Regions from separate parts of the Homo sapiens genome. Here region 2 is linked to region 1. Evidence: read pairs that join two places in POLR2A ChIA-PET (ENCODE). Cell type or tissue: Panc1. All regions are shown on one strand.

Region 1 (5,000 bases):
AGTCAGGCCACCTAAGCTGGTGGACGCTGCTCAGAGGTTCCTGGGACCTATGGAGGAGGTAGTGGGGAGGGAGAAGGACAGCTCCTTTGCCCCCACAGGCCCCACCCAGCTTCCTCTGTGGAGAGATTGTCCCAGGATGCTAGCAACCCGACCCTATTTCTTCCCATAAAAGCCCTATTTTACGAGCCGGTTTCACTGGCCCCCTCACCAAATGCTCCAAAATGAAGGAAATGTCTTAAAAGCAGGCTGGAAATGGAGCCGCTGCTATTGGGCTTCAGTTTCCTAAGCCAGTTGTAGTGGCACAGAAAATACCTTTTCTGGGTGGGATTGCCCTGTTGGGCCACCCAGATCTCCCGCCTCACCACAGAGCAGAGGCGGGTTGGCCGGAGCCCTGATTCTCTGGCTTTAGCTCCTACATTAAGGCTCGGACCTAGTCCTCCTGATCAAAGTGAGCTCGCGGCATTTTTATGAGATCAACTTCAGCAACTCTTTATTAGCGATCAGATGCCTGGGTCGAAAATGCAAAAGGGAACAAACAGCTAATCAATCCAAAAGGAAAAAGAAAAGAGAGGGGTGGGAAGGCATGGGGTGAAAAACTTCAGGTGACACAAAGCAAAAAGATTCCAGTCACCAAAAACAAAAACAAAAAAAAATCTTTTGCCCCCAGCAAGAATCATTTGTTTGGGATCTGTTCCAGCCTCCAGGCCCTGCCTTCTGCCTGCACATTCTGCCCTGATTTCCGGAACCTGGAAGCCTAGGCAGGCAGTGGGGAACTCTGACTCGCCTGTGCTCTGGAGCTTGATCCGAAAGCTTCCACAGTGAGGACTGCTCCGTGGGGTGAGTGTTGTGGCCTATGCCTCCTTGCCCCAGCAAGGAAAGTGCCTTCTGCTCAGGATTTACAAGTCTCCCCCATTTTGCTGCTTTCCTTTCGGCGGGCTCAGTGGTTTTCTCCTCACTACAGTCAGAAGTTGAGTTACAGGAAGATTCGCCAGAGATTTATCGCCTGGCCCCAAACTTGGAGAGCCTCGTTGTCATAAACAGCCATCTATTGTCTAGACTTTTATCTCCGGGTATGGATCGTGCATTAGCGAGGCTCAGGAGACATGGGGCTGGCTCTGTGGGGTGTTTGTGCAGCCGGTGCCTGCCCGCAGGCCCCAGGGGTTTCTTTGGGTCATTTTATGAGAGTGCACACATTTGTGTACACTCTTGGAGCTGGGCAGGTACGCCTGAGTGTTCACGAGTGGAGGCCCAAGGTAGGGAAGTCTCTTTTTCTCTGTGTTGGGGAACATTCCGGTGCGTGTACTTGTGTGTTGGGTGAGAATTTGTCATGGTATGCTTTGTTTCTGGGGCATTTTAAGTGTTCCTGCCTGGGCTTTTTCAGGTTTTATTAACTTGCATCCGCCTGGCCTGTTTATATCCCTTCCAAGCAGATCATCTGGTGTTTTTCAATATTGGAGTGCATTGTGTGTATTTGGCTTCTCTCAGGAAATGGTTTTGGGTGATACCTTCCCAGGCTTACTCCCTCAGATACCCCCACCCACCCTGAATCACACCTCAGCCTCTGCTTTCACCAGGTTGTCTGGCCCTGCCCCACTCTCTGCAAGTCCCTAAATCTCCAAAGTGCCTGCCAATTTTATGTCACAGACATGAAGCACATTTTTGTAGGGTGAGGTCTGGCTATCTCTATCTTTCCCACACTAGGGGGAAGCGTCCAGCTCATAAACCACCTCACTAACTGGAGCTCCCCTTCCCAGACTGAGGGGACATAAGAAAGGGCCTCCCCAGTCCATTTCAACTGTTTAAAATACTATCCACCGAACTCTAGATACTGCCAAAGAGAGCCTGCTGTTCCCTCCCTGGGGCTTCCCGGCTACCCCTCCAGCCCGTTGAGCCCAGGCATTTTGTAACATAAGTGGCACTTTGCCCAGATTAAACGTCTATGGCAGAGACACTTATCACCTTAGATCTTGGGGTCAGAGCTGCTTTGAAAGCCAGGATCATTTAACATCACCAGAAATAATCAAATCCTCTTCCTTTGTTTTTTATGATGAAAACACAGGGTAAGAGAGCACCAGGCACTGAGGCCTGGGAGTTCCACAGACCAACACCCCTGCTCCTGGCGGCTCCCACCCGGGACTTAGACCCTCAGGTCCCTAATATCCCGGAGGTGCTCTCAATCAGAAAGGTAAAGTGGGAGGTGGGGGCAGATCCCAGAGGCCATTTTTCCAGTTGAGGAGGGTGGAGGTGACAACAATTAGAGGCTTTTGGAGCATCAGATTGAACCAGAATTCCCCATCATTGTTTTCTGTGCATCCTTCCCTTCCCTTGCCATTAGAATTTCAATTTAAAAAGCAATGATTAGGCCTTAAAATGTCTCCATGAGCCCAGAGGAGGCGAAAACGAGCTGTGAGGTCCAGGAAAAAGGTAAGTCCTCCGCAGATATCCCCACACCAATTATTTTCCTCTCCTTCTTTCTCTCTGTTCATCCCCAGTGCTACCCTGGAGGAAAAGGATCAAGGATCTCAGTTCGGGATCCTTCCTCCCTGAGCCTTCGAGCTGAGCCTGCCCACTGCCCACCGCCAAAGGCTGTCGCGGCGGATACGGGGCTCTTTCGGTCTCGCCGGGCCGGCTGCGGCGCTGCCTTACGCTCCCGGTCTCCCTGTCTCCCTCCATTCTTGCCTCACCCCTCCCCTAGACCAGCAAATATCCAATATATTTGTTTCTCCGCACGCCAGGCCTCAGCGCAGCCAGCTCAGCGCTCGGGGATCGCTGCCCCCGCACTGGGCCCTTATGCGCTTTGCTTCCAGTTCCACCGACTGCAGCATCTTTCTTTGCTAGCTGCCCGGGTAAAACGCTTCTGTCGCACTTTCCTGCTTCTCCCCCTTTCTTTCCGCCTCTGGATCTGAGAAAGAAATAAAACCAAGCCTCCTACCGCACCAGCCCTCCCCACCCCTGCTGCCTCACTTCTCCTTACCGAGTGTACCGCCTTGTTTTCTGAAGGAAACCGTAACATTCAGACATTTAAGCTGTAAATGAACTTTTCTTTATGACGTTTAATTTTCTCTCCAATTCTTAGGTCCTGCTCCGCTTCGCAGTGGAATGGAACGGATTTAGAAGCCTGCAGTAGGGGAGTGGGGAGTGGAGAGAGGGAGCCCAGAGTTACAGACGGCGGCGAGAGGTACAGAAGACTGGGAGATAGAGAAAAAGAGAGGCGGGGGAAGGGAGGGGGAGGAAGGAGGGAGGGAAGGGTCCCCAGCTGGCGGGGAGCGGAGCCAGAGAGAGAAAAAGAGAGAAAAGTTTCCCGGAGTCTTCATTAGTTGATTTCCCTGTCCGCCGCTTTCCCCGGCCGGCTCACCCCCGGTAAAGGAAGGAGGGGCGTCTTTATTTTTTTAAGGCCCCAAAGAGTCTGATGTTTACAAGACCAGAAATGCCACGGCCGCGTCCTGGCAGAGAAAAGGCTGAAATGGAGGACCGGCGCCTTCCTTATAAGGTACGATGCTAACTTGACCTTCACTTTGTCATGGCGCCCCCGCCCACCCAGACTGCTGCAGGCGCCCGGGCGAGGGAGAGCAACAGCCGACCCTTGCTTCTGCCTCCCTCCCGCCTCTTTTTATCTTTCGATCCTTCTCTCTCGTCTTTCTTATTTTCATTTCCCTCCTGTCTTTTTCTTCCTCTTTTTTCTGTCTTTTCCTTTTCATTTCCTTCCTTCCTTCTTTTTCTCCTGCTGTTCTTCCTGCCCCCTTTCTTTCACTCATTCTTTTTACCCTTGCCGGCTGGTTTCATAGCTTCCCTGGGTTCTCTCTTGCCTTGTTCTCAGGCACTTCCTTGATCTCTTTCTCTCTCTTCCCAGCCTTCTGGTCCCTTCTGGTCTCAAATCCCGGAAACAACAACAACACAAATATTTTCAGTCCTTCCTGCATCCCTACCCTGAACTGGCCTTCACAGCCCCAGCCTGGCTTTTGCCCCACCCAGGTGTTCCTGGGGGAGAGGGGGAAGGCCAATTTAGGATCAAAAGAGGCTTCACTTTGGGACCAGTGCCCACTTGGGGATGACAATGAAATTGGTTTGGATAAGACCCTGTCTTCCTCACATTGGCCCCACCTGCAAAGTCTCTGTGACCCTAGTGGCCTTGGACTGAGAGCAAAGCCTCAGGCTGGGGGGGCATGGGGAAAGCAGATCCCACAGCTCCTGAAACTATGGGGAGGGGAGCAGAGTTCAAGTACCAAATTGTGGTTCACCCTTCTCTGGCTTTCAGCCCCTAAAATCTTAGAGCTTTCCCTTAAGACATCTGAGGAGGAGATTTAGAGAACTAGGGATTTATAGAGATTAAAGCATATGTAAAAATAGGATAGAGAAAGACTATAAGGGCCTCTCCACCTTGTCTATTGCTGCCTCCCAGGCTCCAGCCGAGCCTCTGACATTAACTCTAATCATATCTTGTTTGGCTATAAAATAATATTATTGATACCCCTGTAATTATCTATTATCCCCTTACTTGTAATGATTACAATACTAGAGGAGGCAGGTCTATGCTGACAAAGTAAAGCCAAGCAAATATCCTGGAAAATGAAACTAAATCAGGGGCATTCAAACTCGATCTCTTGTGCGTTCTTGAGTATGTTCCAAAATCTATAAGCTCCTGCCTAGGGCCTCCTTGATTTAGGAATAGCCATTTTGTAGGGCTTAGGGTGATGTTGGGAGACCCTACTGTCTCCTTTTCCTCTACATCCCATACACCCCTGGCCCCTCCTCCTCTGCACAGACATCAGAGAGGGTCAGACAATAAAAGAGAAATACTTTCTCTCTCTCCCTCTACAATTATCCGAATAATTGCATGAATTCTTCCTGGAATACCACTGTGTAGTCAGGGTCAGGATTTCAGCAGGAAGTGCAGGGGACAGAATTCCAAATGGGGGAAGCTGAGAGAGTCCTGCGTTCTTACATTCCCAGACTTTATAGTTCTGTCTAGTGTTACATTGTTTCTTCAGGCAAAGATCTTT
Region 2 (5,000 bases), 350 kb before region 1:
AATTTTTGTGTTTTTAATAGAGACAGGGTTTCACCATGTTGGCCAGGCTGGTCTGGAACTCCTGACCTCAGGTGATCCGCCCACCTCACCCTCCCAAAGTTCTGGGATTATAGGTGTGAACCACCACTCCCAACCTATTTTACTTCTTTTTGGGACTTTGTTTTTTGTTTTTGCTTTGTTTTGTTTTTTGCTTTTTTGTTTTTGTTTTCCAGGCTGGAGTGCAGTGGCGAGGAGACGGCTTACTGCAGCCTCAACCTCCTGGTCTCAAGTAATCCTTCAGCCTCAGCCTCCCATGTACCTGGGACCACAGGCATGCACTAGCACACTTGGCTAATTTTTTTTTTTTTTTTTTTGGGATGGAGTCTCACTCTGTCGACCAGGCTGGAGTGCAATGGCACAATCTTGGCTCACTGCAACCTCTGCCTCCCGGGTTCAAGCAATTCTCCTGCCTCAGCCTCCTGAGTAGCTGGGATTACAGGTGTGCGCCACCACACCCGGCTAATTTTTGTATTTAGTAGAGACGGGGTTTCACCATGTTGGTCAGGCTGGTCTCGAACTCCTGACCTTGTGATCCACCCACCTCAGCCTCCCAAAGTGCTGGGATTACAGGTGTGAGCCACCGTGCCCGGCCCACAATTGGCTAATTTTTTAAAAATGTATTTTCTGTAGGCTGGCGCAGTGGCTCATGCCTGTAATCCCAGCACTTTTTGGAGGCCAAGCAGGCGGACCACCTGAGGTTCAAGACCAGCATGGCCAACATGGAGAAACTCCGTATCCACAAAAATACAAAAATTAGCGGGTCATGATGTCAGGTGCCTGTAATCCCAGCTACTTGGGAGGCTGAGGTAGGAGAATCACTTGAACCTGGGAGGCAGAGATTGCAGTGAGCCAAGATTGCGCCATTGCACTCTAGCCTGGGCAACAGAGTGAGACTCTGTCTCAAAAAAAAAAAAAAAATTCTTTATAGAGATGGACTCTTGCTTTGTTGCCCAGGATGACCTTGAAATCCTGGTCTCAAGCAATCTTCCTGCCTTGGGCTTCTAAGCACTGGGATCACAGGCGTGAGCCACTGCACCAGGCCCTGTGTTTAACTTCTTGAGGAACTACCAAATTATTTTCCGCAGTGGCTGCACCATTTTACATTACCAACAACGTTTGAGGGTTCTGATTTCTCCTCTCCACATCCTCACCAACACATGGTATTTTCAGAGTTTTTTGGTTTTGTATTTTCTTTACAGCCATCCTAGTGGTGGTTGTAAACCATGGTGTCTCATGGTTTTGATTTGCATTTCCCTAATGACTAATGATTTTTTTTTTTTTTGAGACGGAGTCTCGCTGTGTCCCCCAGGCTGGAGTGCAGTGGTGTGATCTCAGCCCACTACAAGCTCTGCCTCCCGGATTCACGCCATTCTCCTGCCTCAGCCTCCCAAGTAGCTGGGACTACAGGCGCCCGCCACCATGCCCGGCTAATTTTTTTGTATTTTTAGTAGAGATGGGGTTTCACCGTGTTAGCCAGGATGGTCTCGATCTCCTGACCTCGTGATCCACCCGCCTCGGCCTCCCAAAGTGATGGGATTACAGGTGTGAGCCACCGCGCCCGGCCCCTTAATGACTAATGATTTGCGCATCTTTTCATATGTTTGTCTATTTGCATATCTTTTTTTTTGAGACCGAGTTTTGCTCTTGTTGCCCAGGCTGGAGTGCAATGGTGCAATCTCGGCTCACCGCAACTTCCGCCTCCCAGGTTCAAGCAATTATCCTGCCTCAGCCTCCAGAGTAGCTAGGATTACAGGCATGCACCACCATGCCTGGCTAATTTTGTATTTTTAGTAGAGGTGGGGTTTCACCATGTTGGTCAGGCTGGTCTGGAACACCCGACCTCAGGTGATCCGCCCGCCTCAGTCTCCCAAAGTGCTGGGATTACAGGCATAAGCCACTGCGCCTGGCCTTTTTTTTTTTTTTTCTTTGAGACATAGTCTCGCCCCGTCACCAGGCTGGAGTGTAGTGGCACGATCTCAGCTCACTGCAACCTCTGACTCCCTGGTTCAAGCAATTCTCCTGCCTCAGACTCTCCTGTAGCTGGGATTACAGGCATGTGCCACCACGCCCAGGTAATTTTTGTATTTTAGTAGAGACGGGGTTTTACCTTGTTGGCCAGTATGGTCTCGATCTCTTGACCTCGTGATTTGCCCGCCTCGGCCTCCCAAAGTGCAGGGATTACAGGCGTGAGCCACCACGCCCGGCCTTGTATATCTTTATTTGAGAAATGTCTATTCAAGTCATTTATTCATTTTTGAGTTGGATTATTGTTTTTTGTTGTTGTTGTTGTAGTCGTAAAAGTTCTTTATATATTCTGGATACTGGATCCTTATCAGGTACAAAAATTGCAATTATTTTCTTCTATTCTGTAGGCTTATGGAAGCAATTTTTAAATGATTAATTTGACAGTTGTGTGTGCATAAAGGATTTGAAGAGACAGCAGAAAGACCAACTAGGAATTCATTGCAGTTCTTCAGGTTACAATGGACACAAAACAGTAACAGTAAGAAAATGTCCCCCAAACGATTGTGTACCACAGGTGAAATTAGGAAAAGTCAGCTGAGCGTGGTGGTATGTGCCTGCAGTCCCAGCTTCTTGGGAGGCTGAAGCAGGAGGATCACTTGAGCCCGGGAGTTAGAGGCTTCAGTGAGCCATGATAACGACAGTGCACTACAGCCTGGGCAAGAGAATGAGGCGCTGTCTCAAAAACAAAAACAAACAAACAAAAAAATCAAAGTATAATAGATGAGATCAGCCATTTGTAGAAGTAGCAAATAACCTGGTGTAGTTTCAGGAAAGCATAATTCTATCAACATATCTAAAGTTCTAGCAACCTAATCACTCAAAGTAAAATGGCCGGAGGCCTAACACAATCAAATTCTAACCCAATCAATTAGAATAAGATGGCTGAAGGGAATATAAACAGAATCAATTATATTAACTTGGCTAGAGCTGAAACCCAATCAATTGAATTGTACCTTGTCTTCAGAGAAGGGGGAGTAAGGAAGTAGTCTGCAAAGAATCCCCACCCCCAAAATTGTCAATATTTCTCCAGCGACATTTAGGAAAGAAGATTACCCATTTGTCCAACATAAATGAATATCTTATATCTGTATAAAGAAGATGTATGCTGTTCTATTAGTCACTAAAATTTTCCAACTAGGGTGGGCGCAGTGGCTCACGCCTGTAATCCTAGCACTTTGGGAGGCCGAGGCGGGTGTATTACCTGAGGTCAGGAGTTCGAGACCAGCCTGGCCAACATGGCAAAACCCTGTCTCTACTAAAAATACAAAAATTAACCGAGATTGGTGGCGGGCGCCTATAATCCCAGCTACTCTGAAGGCTGAGGCAGGAGAATCGCTTGAACCTGAGAGGCAGAGGTTGCGGTGAACCAAGATCACACCACTGCACTCCAGCCTGGGTGACAGCGAAACTCCGTCTCAAAAAAATAAAATAAAATTATCCAACTAATTCCACTTGTTCACTAAGCAACCTTCTAATGATCAAACTTGTCTTCCAAAATAGTCAACCATTTTGATTATCCAATAAGATTGTCTAGGCCACTGGAAGTTTTTTTTCTCTATTTTTTAATAACAAAATTTAAAAGTGGTACAGACGGTCGGGTATGGTGGCTCATGCCTGTAATCCCAGCACTTTGGGAGGCCAAGGCGTGCAGATCATGAGGTCAGGAGATCGAGACCATCATGGGTAACACAGTGAAACACCATCTCTACTAAAAATACAAAAAATTAGCCGGGTGTGGTGGCATGTGCTTGTTGTCCCAGCTACTCGGGAGGCTGAGGCAGGAGAATCGCTTGAACCTGAGAGACGGAGGTTACAGTGAGCTGGATCGCGCCACTGCACTCCAGCCTGGGCAACAGAGCGAGACTCTATCTCAAAAAAAAAAAAAAAAAAAGTGGTACAGAGAGGTTGTTTGTTCGTTCTTTCTTTCTCTCTCTCTCTTTTTTTTCTTTCTTTCTTTTCTTTCTTTCTTTCTTTCCTTCCTTCCTTCCTCCCTCCCTTCCTTTTTCTTTCTTTCCTTCCTTCCTCTCTCTCTTTCTCTCTCTCTTTCTCTCTCTCTCTCTCTTTTTGAGACAGAGTCTCTCGCTGTCTGTCACCCAGACTGAAGTTCAGTGGTGCAATCACGGCTCACTGCAACCTCAGCCTCCCAGGTTCAAGTGATTTTCTGCTTGAAAATAGATAAATATTTCCTAAGTAGCTAGGACTACAGGTGTGCACCACTACGCACAGCTAATTTTTGTATTTTTAGTAGAGACGGAGTTTCACCATGTTGCCTGGACTAGTCTCAAACTCCTGGCCTCAAGTGATCCGCCTGCCTCGTCCTCCCAAAGTGCTGGGATTACAGGCCTGAGCCACCGTGCCCGGCCACGCCACTGGAAGTTTTATGTAGAAATATGTAAATTAACCATGTGGTTTATATGTTATATTCTTCTAAGTTTGGTCAGCATAAGTGAGTTCTTCCAAGATGAATTAATTGACCAAAATTGACATGGGCATTCAAGCCAAAGCTTGAATGTTTTCTTTTCTTTTCTTTTTTGAGACAGGGTCTTTATCGCCCAGGCTGGAGTGCAGTGATGCGATCTCGGCTCACTGCAACCTCAACCGCCTTGGTTCCAGGGATTCTCCCACCTCAGCCTCCCTAGTAGCTAGGACTACAGGCACACACCACCCCATCTGGCCAATTTTTGTACTGTTTGGTAGAGATGGGGTTTCACCATGTTGGCCAGGCTGGTCTCAAAGTCCTGATCTCAGGTGATCCGCCCGCCTCAGCCTCTCAAAGTGCTGGGATTACAGGCATAAGCCAGCGTGCCCAGCCTCAATGTTCTTAGGAAAAAAAAGTTAGCAATGTTTCTATCCTTGATAGTCTAATCAACCCAGGTGTGGAAGGAGCCTTATTTTATATGCTTAGGAGAGACAGTGAGAGGAATTTTTTTGTTTGG

What was found. ChIA-PET counts read pairs that join two places held together with the same protein. Peaks named below come from ENCODE experiments on the same cell type or tissue, not always from the same donor. Only the 100,000 strongest peaks of a DNase experiment are listed, where the experiment ranks them.
Region 2: POLR2A ChIA-PET joins it to region 1 with 7 read pairs; 5 of 35 experiments call an interaction of 5 or more read pairs at or near these places.

Annotation. Positions count from the first base shown.
Region 1 is chr12:53,964,454-53,969,453 of GRCh38, reverse strand. It overlaps HOTAIR (HOX transcript antisense RNA), which reads left to right. Exons shown (of 7, transcript NR_186241.1): 2 at 698-837; 3 at 2,060-2,185; 4 at 3,077-3,178; 5 at 3,367-3,490. Among named protein-coding and RNA genes, the nearest start is that of HOXC11, 6.2 kb to the left of the region's middle. RefSeq lists an enhancer at 2,169-3,073. In Panc1, no CTCF peak of the experiment used is centred here; no DNase peak of the experiment used is centred here; H3K4me3 peaks cover 1,074 bases; H3K27ac peaks cover 4,830 bases.
Region 2 is chr12:54,312,246-54,317,245 of GRCh38, reverse strand. No RefSeq gene overlaps it. Among named protein-coding and RNA genes, the nearest start is that of COPZ1, 10 kb to the left of the region's middle. In Panc1, no CTCF peak of the experiment used is centred here; no DNase peak of the experiment used is centred here.